2 separate regions of the Homo sapiens genome follow, and region 2 is linked to region 1. A link is a loop called in an ENCODE intact Hi-C map of the cell type or tissue named here. Cell type or tissue: GM12878. All regions are shown on one strand.

The links. Peaks named below come from ENCODE experiments on the same cell type or tissue, not always from the same donor. Only the 100,000 strongest peaks of a DNase experiment are listed, where the experiment ranks them.
Region 2: a loop joins it to region 1, with 2.2 times the contacts of the local background. A loop is called at or near these places in 2 of 110 quality-filtered maps.

Annotation. Positions count from the first base shown.
Region 1 is chr4:146,448,332-146,453,331 of GRCh38, forward strand. All of the region lies in intron 4 of SLC10A7 (solute carrier family 10 member 7), which reads right to left. Among named protein-coding and RNA genes, the nearest start is that of MIR7849, 42 kb to the left of the region's middle. RefSeq lists an enhancer at 2,497-2,546. In GM12878, no CTCF peak of the experiment used is centred here; a DNase peak (open chromatin) is centred at 2,484; H3K4me3 peaks cover 932 bases; H3K27ac peaks cover 1,213 bases.
Region 2 is chr4:146,345,147-146,350,146 of GRCh38, forward strand. All of the region lies in intron 5 of SLC10A7 (solute carrier family 10 member 7), which reads right to left. Among named protein-coding and RNA genes, the nearest start is that of MIR7849, 61 kb to the right of the region's middle. RefSeq lists enhancers at 4,860-4,909, 4,920-4,979. In GM12878, no CTCF peak of the experiment used is centred here; no DNase peak of the experiment used is centred here.

The DNA of each region.
Region 1 (5,000 bases):
TCTACCTTAAGCCTACCATAAGCCTGAAATCTATAACTTCTCATAACTGCCATGCACTGGACCATGTTCTGTGCTCTGGAGTTACATAAATATGTCTCATCCCTTTTATAAATGCATTTCAAATATATGTACACTGCTGACTCCTACCCAAGTCTTCTCTTATGACATTATATCAAAAATTTTCATAATGCTGGTCCAACACCCCTCTTTTTCCTTCCCTTATGAGGTTACTAAATAAAAAAAAGGTAAAATCCATTATTTACATTGAGTATGAATAATTTATGGCAAGTTAATGTATTAAACTTCTAGCTTGTGCTTTTGAGTACCTGATTCTTAGTCAAAATACATAGAAATGTTTACCAAAATGTAAAAACGGGATATTTATGGTTATCTCAGAATTTCTAATGATGTTTCAAGCCTAGGAGAATACCCTTAGGAGAATACCAAACTTGGGAGAAGAATCCTGCATTCAAAAGTAAGATGCCAGACACATACCTTGGTATTTATAAAAAAGACACCAAAAGTGGGTCAGGGACCACTTCACATGCAGGCTGTATAGGTGAAGACCAGAAATTCCAGAGGAGATTGATAAAATGAAATTGTTTTCCTCCTTCTCTACAGGAGAAAGCTGCTCTGTTCACCACACCTCTCAAGTTGGGGTAGAGGGTGATATCTACAAATGAAGAAACTGTGCTAGAACAAACAGCAAAGAAATTAGAATAGCATCTCTGTTCCATGCTGGATGTTTAGTGAGAGGACAAATTCCACACTGGGCCACCACAGGAGCATCGGATACACCCTGTAAGAGTTCTTAGGAACATTCTCACCCAGTGCATTTCCCACTGGGTGACAGGGATAGGGAGGGTATATAAGTGAACCAGAAATAAATACTTGCTTCCTGACTAGAAACAGCAAAGGTGAGGGGCTGCCTAGAACAGACCACAATGGTAGGGCAAGGAGAGACAGTAAGCAGTTGGACAAAGTATATCTAAATTCTGTGATGAGGCATGGGTCTGCCAATTCCAAATGAGCCAAGAAGATGCCACTGAACTTAATTCAGTTTGAGAGACCACACCCAAGAAGAGACTCCACCAACAAGAGGCTGAAGGAACAAGAGGAGCAGGGGTTGGAAGTGTATTCTGAACAACCCTCTCCCCTAACCTGTCCAGCAAAAAGAGATAGCGTGTAGACCCCTGCTATGACAGAGGGCATTGAGGGCCACAGTGTGACAGTATCGATAAGCTAAGACCCCATCCTGTTCTCTCTCATTCATTTCTCCTCTGAAGTGGTTGGAAGTAGAAAAGGTGAGAAGCTTTAAAAAAATAAAAACACAAACCACCACCACCACCACCACCACAACAACAACAACAAAAACAGTGAAACAGACCATGCCCTCTTCTCCATGGGCCCTATTTTTAAATTCTTATCATGTTTATATATTCATTAATTAAAAGTATAACTTCCTATGTTTTAAAAACGTAGGTTTGGCCTCACTTGGGAAAGAAGGGAATTTAAAGTTTCAAACTAGAATGCCCTGGGTTATTTAATAGCTAGAAATTAATCCTAATTACCAAAGATATGACTATTTTTGTAATCAAAAGTGACCAGAAAACCATGAGATTGACAGAGATGTCATCAAAGGAGGGGTGGGAATGGGGAACAGAAATATGGGAGAAGGCATTTCAGGTATATAATCCTTACATTCACACCATTCAATAAAAATATTATAATAACAACACTACCTTTTAAATATATAGCTGAGCTAAAACAAACAAACAAACAAAAAACAGGTAGTTAGCCCTCTGTATCTGTGGGTTCTGCATCTGTGGATTCAACCAACCACAGATCAAAAATACTATATTCAAAAAAGAAGAAAAAAGATGGTTGCATCTGTACTGAATGTGTACATACTTTTTTTCTTGTTGTTATTCCCTAAGCAATCCAGTGTACAACTTCTTACACAGCATTTACATCATATGTTAGGTATTCTATGTAATCTAGAGAAGACAAAGTATACAGGAAGATGTGCATTTATATATATAAATGTCATTGTATATCAGGGACTTGAACATCTGTAGATTTTGGTGTTCCTGGAGAGTCCTAGAACCAATACCCCACAGATACCATGGGACAATTGCATTAAACATATAGAAATTAGTCAAAGCCAGAGTAGTAAAGCATATGAGTTGATGCTGCACTCATGCCCATGAAGAAATGAGAAGCACAGGCTTTGGCCTGCAAAGGGTGGAGAACTGGAAATGAGACATCTGCAGAAAGCAGAGTGGAAGGCTAGAAGGACTGCCAGCACTGTGTAAAAGCAACTGGAAAACTCTACTTACAAATTTAAGAAAGTAGTATAAGGTCTGTATCAAAGGTGGGTGTAAGGACTGAATTTACACTACCTACATGACTCATGAATTTCAAACTAACAATTTATTTAAAGAAAGAAATGACAAAACAGATGAAGGGGCAGTGGAACTTCTAAGTCCTTGAAAGAAGCAAAAGTGAAACTTCTCTTTGGGGTCACTTCAATAACCCAGAACAGAGTGGATTACCAGATAACACAACCTCCACTGAAGAAATGTTAACAATAAAAAATTTTAAACAATGTGAGAAAGCTGTATGACAAGAGTATCATAAAAGCAGCGAGGAAAAGGGAAGCAACTGGATTTTTTACAATATACTAAAGAAAAAAAAAACCAGACAGATTAAAGATCTAGATGTGGAAGGCAAAACTTTAACACTTTTAGAAGAAAATATGAAACTATCTTTATGCCCTCAGAAAGAAAAGCAGTTTTTTAAGCAAGACAGAAAAAGTACATATAAAAAAGGAGAAGCTAAAATAGAAAACCCGAACAGACCAACAGCGAGTAACAAGGCTGAATCAGAAGTCTCCCACCAAAAAAAAAAAAAAAAAAACAAAAAAAAACCAGGACCAGCTGGCTTCACTGCTGAATTCTACCACACTTTTAAAGAACTATTACCAATTCTTCTCAAACTACCCAAAAAAAAACTGAAGAGGAAGGAATCCTTCCTAATTCATTCTATGAGGTCAGCATTACCCTGATACCAAACCAGACAAGGACACAACACAAAAAGAAAACTACAGGCTAATATCCCTGATGAACACAGATGCAAAAATCCTCAACAACATCCTAGCAAATGGAATCCAACAGCACATCAAAACAATAGTACACCATGATCAACTGGGATTTATCCTAGGGATGCAAGGATGGTTCAACACATGCAAATCAATACATGTGGCACACCACATCAATAGAATGAGGGACAAAAACCACATGATTACCTCAATAGATGCAGAAAATGCATTTCATAAAATTCGACATCTCTTCATGATAAAAATTCTCAACAAATTAGGTATAGAAGTTACACACCTTAGATAGAAGTTACACACCTTAAGATAAGACAAAAGAAAAGCTAGGGATTTCCATGCAGCAAAGTTCTGGCCAATGAGATAAAAAGTGATATATGCTTGATGGTGGGGGCTTAGGGAGGGAGGTTAGTTTCTGGTACTGACACTTCTTCCTGCCGAGAGCAGCAAAAGCTATCTTGCATCCATAAGAGCACTGGAGAGATAGCCACTCTAATGTCACTGAGCCGCAGAATAAACGCCAGCAGCCTCTACCTCCAGGCATCTTGGTATATGAGAAAAATAAGTCCCTCCTTGCTAAAGCCACTTTTAGTCTAATTTTCTGGTACTTGAAGCCTGACACCACCATGTTCCTAAACAAGGAAAAAATAATAAAGGACTACTCCGGCAGATCAGATAAATAAAAAACTATTTCCTCTAAAATATGAGCTTGAGTAGGCACATTAAATCTTATTTAGTATAATCTCTTGTTCCTATTGCATATGACATCATTGAAAATAAGGAAGAGAAAACTGACTATTGGCCACAATTGTTGGAGGTCAAAGCTAAATTGCCTTACCCTAGAAAAGTTCTTCAACTATGTGAATTTATATCCCATCAGGCTTTGATTCGCAGGAAGGAGAAACAGCCTTAATATTTATTTTCTCCCTAAGCATAGATTCAGTTTTAAAAACACATGAAGACTAAAACATCAAAGACTGAATTCCAATACTTGATCTTCAATTAAATATGAAAACACAAAACATTTTCATTCTATCTGTAAGGCACTTTCTAAAGTGCTATAAAAAGTCAAAAAAATAAGAAATATTTATTGCTTCTTTCAAAGCCAATTATGATTGACTTTCTCTTATGCAACTTAGTTGCTAGTTTTACTATTGACTACTTAATTACCACTATTTTCACTGAAGAGCCCTCATTACAAGAAAAATTTGAATTCTACATTTCTATGTCATATTTAAGTATTACTACAACATACCACAGAAAAGTAAACATATTCAGGATATCAATCAAAATGCGGATTTATACACTACGCTCAATATTAAGAGGGCACTTTTAATGTGATACCATTTTTATATATATCATTGTATTTTTTAAGTACCATTACTTAAATTACTGAATATTACTTAAACCATTACTGAATATTTTCTCTCAACAAAGAAAGCTAAATGAAGACTTAATACTGCTGCAAAGCATTCACCAATTTAAAGAAAGATTAATTTTAATTCTTTGTTTTAAAATATTACAGGAATTAACAGAAGTATGTATACTATATACAGATATAGATTTATAGATATATACAATGTGTGTGTGTGTATATATATATATATAAATATACAATCTTCAAGTTAAGAGTGAATGTTTGACATGAGGAGCAAGCTACATTTCTTGCCTATTTCTACAGGTTCATTTCTTGACACCAGTGGAAAAAATTATTTAATATTCTAAATCTTGAGGTGAATAGGGGGTTGCTATCCTTGTTTGTAACTATTCATCTCAATTCAGGTAAGGAAAAAAATATATTCAAGTTACTGTTTTCTGGGTGCTAAATTGAATCAGGTGTCCTCTCCTCTTAAGAAAATTAAGTTGCTTTTGTGCAAGAGTGTTTTAA
Region 2 (5,000 bases), 100 kb before region 1:
ATGCAGAGGGATAAACAGTGACGTGGGAACCACAGGCTCAGGTGGAATGACCCAGGTAGAAGGAACAGAGAGGGAGTCAAGAGTGCAATGGCAAATGCTCGTTTCTAAATTTAGCCTGAGACCAATGCTACATCTAGGAAGGGGTCATTTTTCTCTACCTTCTCTTACCTCTTATGCTCTGGGAGACTACAACACAGTTTCCACATTGAAATGCAATCCTTCATTAGTTTCCCACTGGTCTTTAAGGACGAATATTATAACTGTGGTCTACAACATTCTGTATTATCTGCTCCTGCCTACATTTCCATCTTTTTCCATTCTCCACCTGGCTCTCTATACGCTAGCCACAGGGCCCTTGGTCTATTCCTTGACCGGGCTATATTCACTTTCAACCTGCAGACATCAGCTTCCTTCAGTTATCAAGGAAGTCTTTCTGCCATTATAGATTCCCCCTAAATATGCACTCTTATGGCACTATAGATCTGCTTTATGGCATGCATCACAGTTGTAATTTTACATTTATTTGTGTGATTATTTCATTAATGCCTGCGTCTCCTTCACTAGGCTATAAGCTTTATGAGGAAAGGGACCATGCTTATTTTTACTCTATCTTGTATTTCCCATACCTAGTGAAATGCTTGGGACATAATAGGGGCCCATTTAATATTTTTGAATGAATAAATACATGAATAATAGGTATTATTTATTAAGCATTCCTCCTAGATACTGTTCTTGCACTTTGCAAGTGTGACATAATTTTGAAAAGAAGCCAATAGATAAGCACAATTATCATCCCCATTTACAGATGAAGAAACCAATGCACACAGAGGTTAGCTAATTTGCCCAAGGTCAAGCTGTAATTTTTGAGGTCAGGATTTGGACTCCAACAGTTTGATTTTAGCACCCACAACTCTATACTGTAGTTCAGTTGTCTTATGGATGAAAAAGCATTTATGGGCCCAATCTCCATTTATAAGGTTGGAATTCAAAATTATTCCTCATAGAAATCAATGACTGATTTATAAACTAGGAAGCTAAGGTACAAACTGATGACCAACTCTATTGGGGAACTGTGTGGAATAAGTTCTGAAATTAACTAGTATTAAGAAAACAACAACAACAAAAAACAACAAACAGCAGTTTCATGTGAGAGCTTTGGTAGCTTTTTATGTTTCATTGGTTATAACAGAAAAATACATATATGTGCAATATGTGTAATGTATTTTCTGAAGGTATGAGGGCAGCCCAAGAAACAATGACAAAAACAATGTCCTCTTCTGGATATCTAGAACTAGATAGTACATGTTAGGATTCAGAAAACCTTTGATCTTCTGAGAAATTCTATTTTTGAAAAAGAAAGTGAATCAAAATAAAGCTATGAGCCTTAAGTTTCAGAATTACATAGATACATGTCTCCCTTTTCAACTCGGTTTAATTTCAATTATAACTTTTCAGCTATATTTATTTTTCAACTAATTTTATTTCTATTAAGTTGGTCATTTGAAATTACAAAACAGTTTCATGAGTATTTAAATGTGTAACATAATTGTAATCTATTTTTTCTATTATCACAGCATGCTTAAGAATATATCACAATATGAAAAACAAAGATCCAGGAAACCTATAAATTCGAACAATTTATCATCTAAAACCTAGCAAGCCATATCATTATTTTTATGTTTCAAGTCAATTTTATATTATTAGGATCTTTGTGATTTCATTCAACAAATAATTTTTGGATACCTACTCTATGATAGGCATACCCAAGAGGAGGGGGGAAACAAAGATAAAGGTGGCCTGGTCTCTATCCTAAAAGATCTTACGGTCTAGTTGCAGCAAACTAAAAAGGTAAAGGCCAGATAATGGGGTTAAGGAAAGGCTGCTTACCTCACCCAACTGAGCGAGGGGTTTCAAAAGATGTAACATCTAAACTAAGACCCAAATGATCAGTAAGAATGGCCCAGAGAAGGGTAGAGGTGGAAGGCACCTAAAAATGGTTTAGGGAATGGTGGGGGTCAGAACAGCATGTGTGAAAGGCCTGTAGACAAGGAAGTGTGTTCGTGGTGCTTAGAGGAAAAGAAAGGCAGGGCATAGTGAATGGGACATAATAAACACCATTCCCATGGCACCAATCTCTCACAGAAGCTTCATGAAAAGATAACCAGTTATATCTACCAGCCTTCTCATCTTCCAGGAAATCAAAGACACAGAAAGGGCAATGAGATTATGAAATACCTCAAAAAGTGCTCTTTGGAAATTTAACTTTCCTCAGTGCTAAAACTTTGTTTTTTAAAAATTTTACTAGTAACCAAAATGTCAGCAAAACCGAATGTTACCAGTGCTGCTAAGTTGAGACATGGCTGGAGTGGAGGACAGGATTGTAAAGTTAGAATCTTAAGACTGTCCAAATCTTCTATGGCTGGCAAATGCTTTGTTCTCTGAAGAATATGTATTACTATAGTGAACTTATTCCTTCTGAAATTTTTCTTACTTAGCAAGGAGTTATTTCTATGCAAAAATGGAAAATTCAAAGACTAAAAACCCTCACTGTATAGTAATCTATATTGTTTGTGTACTGGTGCTGTCTGCTTAGCCCCAAGTCATCAATTATGTATAGAAATGTACAGCTACAGCAGTAGCCAGTGTCATGGGCCTGTCAGGGATTTCTTAAGAGGAACAAAAACACTTGATTCTATCTACTTTTAGAAAACACAGGATAGGTGAAAAGAGGAAGAAAATGAAAGAAAATATGAGTAATCCTCAATACATACATTGGCTTCTTATAATAAATGAAAAATAAATTTTAAAAAAGCACTTGAAACCAGAAATATAACTAAGAGAAAGCATTGGATATAGACACAAGAAAGGCTGACATCAGCACATCAAAACCACACACTTTAGAATACAAATTCATTTCTTATATATTCCAGGAAAAATAACTAATGGGGGTCACCAAGCTCTAACCTCTCTGAACCAAATTCAATGGATCCAGTGTTTACAACAAGGAGTAGTCACGTTATTTGAAATAAAATGTTCTGTAATTACCAAACCTCGTTGGCTTCTGAGGTGAGAGTTTTCATTCTAAATGAATGAAGTATGTTTACAAACTGACCTGGGAGCACAAGGACTATAAAGATTAACATGAAGAAAATGCAATCTAAGATATCTTATGGAATTTTCCCTATTATACCAAACACAGCAAAAGCTTTCACTGGGATTTCAATAAATTTAGTTTTACACATTGCTACAGAAATTTAGTTATTCTCCCTTTCTCTAGTGGATAGCTGGGGTAGCAGCTGGTGTGCTGTGTATTTAAAACGTGTAAAAGAACTCCTGTTCTCTCTCAGTACCTACATAAATGTGCTTGAGGAAATTTGAAAAAATGATTTGCTTTAAGTAAAATGACTTTATTACCTTTCCTGTAGGGTATTTGACAAGCTTTTAAACATCTAAGAGTCATGTTTTCAGAAAGCATACAGATTTCTTCTGGAGAAAACTACAGTACATAAAAACGTATCATTTAAATTTATGTAAATTTTCCTGAACCACACATTCTTGAATGTATATCTTCATTGTTCAACACTTTCTGGGTAGAATTTTTAATGCCTGATTTTTATAAAATAATTTACTTGACATGTAAATATTGTGAGATAGCCAAAGATATAATAATTTTCTATTACTTTAAAGAGTGTGTAACAGTCGCACTTTGTCATTACTATACAGGTTAGATCCCGTGCCATATTAGTCAACCAAATTCTATAAAATTGAAAGCATATTTAAAAATCAATGCTGAGACATTAGGAAATGCCTGAAACAGATGAGAACCAAATCAATTCCCTTATTTCTTAGATTTAAAATGGGCATAATTTGCTGATCATTCACTGAGAGTGTAATTTAGCAAAACAGACCCCAATGAATGCTGAAATATGTTTTCTCAGCTCTTATTTTTCAAATGATTTTTGCTGGTTTTAGTGTAAACAATTCCAGCATATTTAAACACATTACAATTAGACCCACAACCTACCAAATTAACTACTTGTTACTACTATAGTCCATTAAACAGACACTTCTCAAAAGAAGACATACAAGCAGCCAAAAAATACATGAAAAAAAATGCTCAACATCAACAATTATCAAAGAAATGCAAATCAAAACCACAATGAGACACCATCTCACACCAGTCAGAATGGCTATTATTAAAGTAAAAAACAACAGTTGATGGTAAAGCTGCAGGGAAAAGGGAACACTGGTACACTGTTGGTGGGAATGTAAATTATTTCAGCCACTGTGGGAAGCAGTTTGGAGACTTCTCAGAGAACTTAAAGCAGAACTACCATTCAACTCAGCCAATCCCATTACTGGGCATACATCCAAAAGAAAATAAATTGTTCTACTAAGAAGACACATGCACAAGCATGTTCACTGCACCACTATTCACAATAGTAAAGACATGGAATCAATCTAGGTGTTCATCAACAGTGGATTAGATAAAGAAAATGTGGTACTTATATACTATAGAATACTATGCAGCCATAAAAAGAACAAAATCATGTTCTTTGCAGCAACATGGATGCAGCTGGAGGCCATTATCCTAAGCAAATTAATGCACATTCTCACTTACAAGCGGAACCTAGATATTGGGTTCTCATGGACATAAAAATGGCAACAATAGACACTGGGGACTAATAGAGCAGGGATGAAGGAAGGGAGGCAAGGGTTGAAAACCTACTGGGTACTATGCTCACTATCTGGGTAATGAGATCATTCATATCCCAAACCTCAGCATTATTTCATATACCCTAGTAACAGTCCTGTACATGTACCCCCACAAATCTAAAATAAAAGTTGAAATTAAAAAAAAATATATATATAGGGGGAGGAGCCAAGATGGCCGAATAGGAACAGCTCCCGTCTACAGCTCCCAGCGTGAGCGACGCAGAAGACGGGTGATTTCTGCATTTCCATCTGAGGTACCGGGTTCATCTCACTAGGGAGTGCCA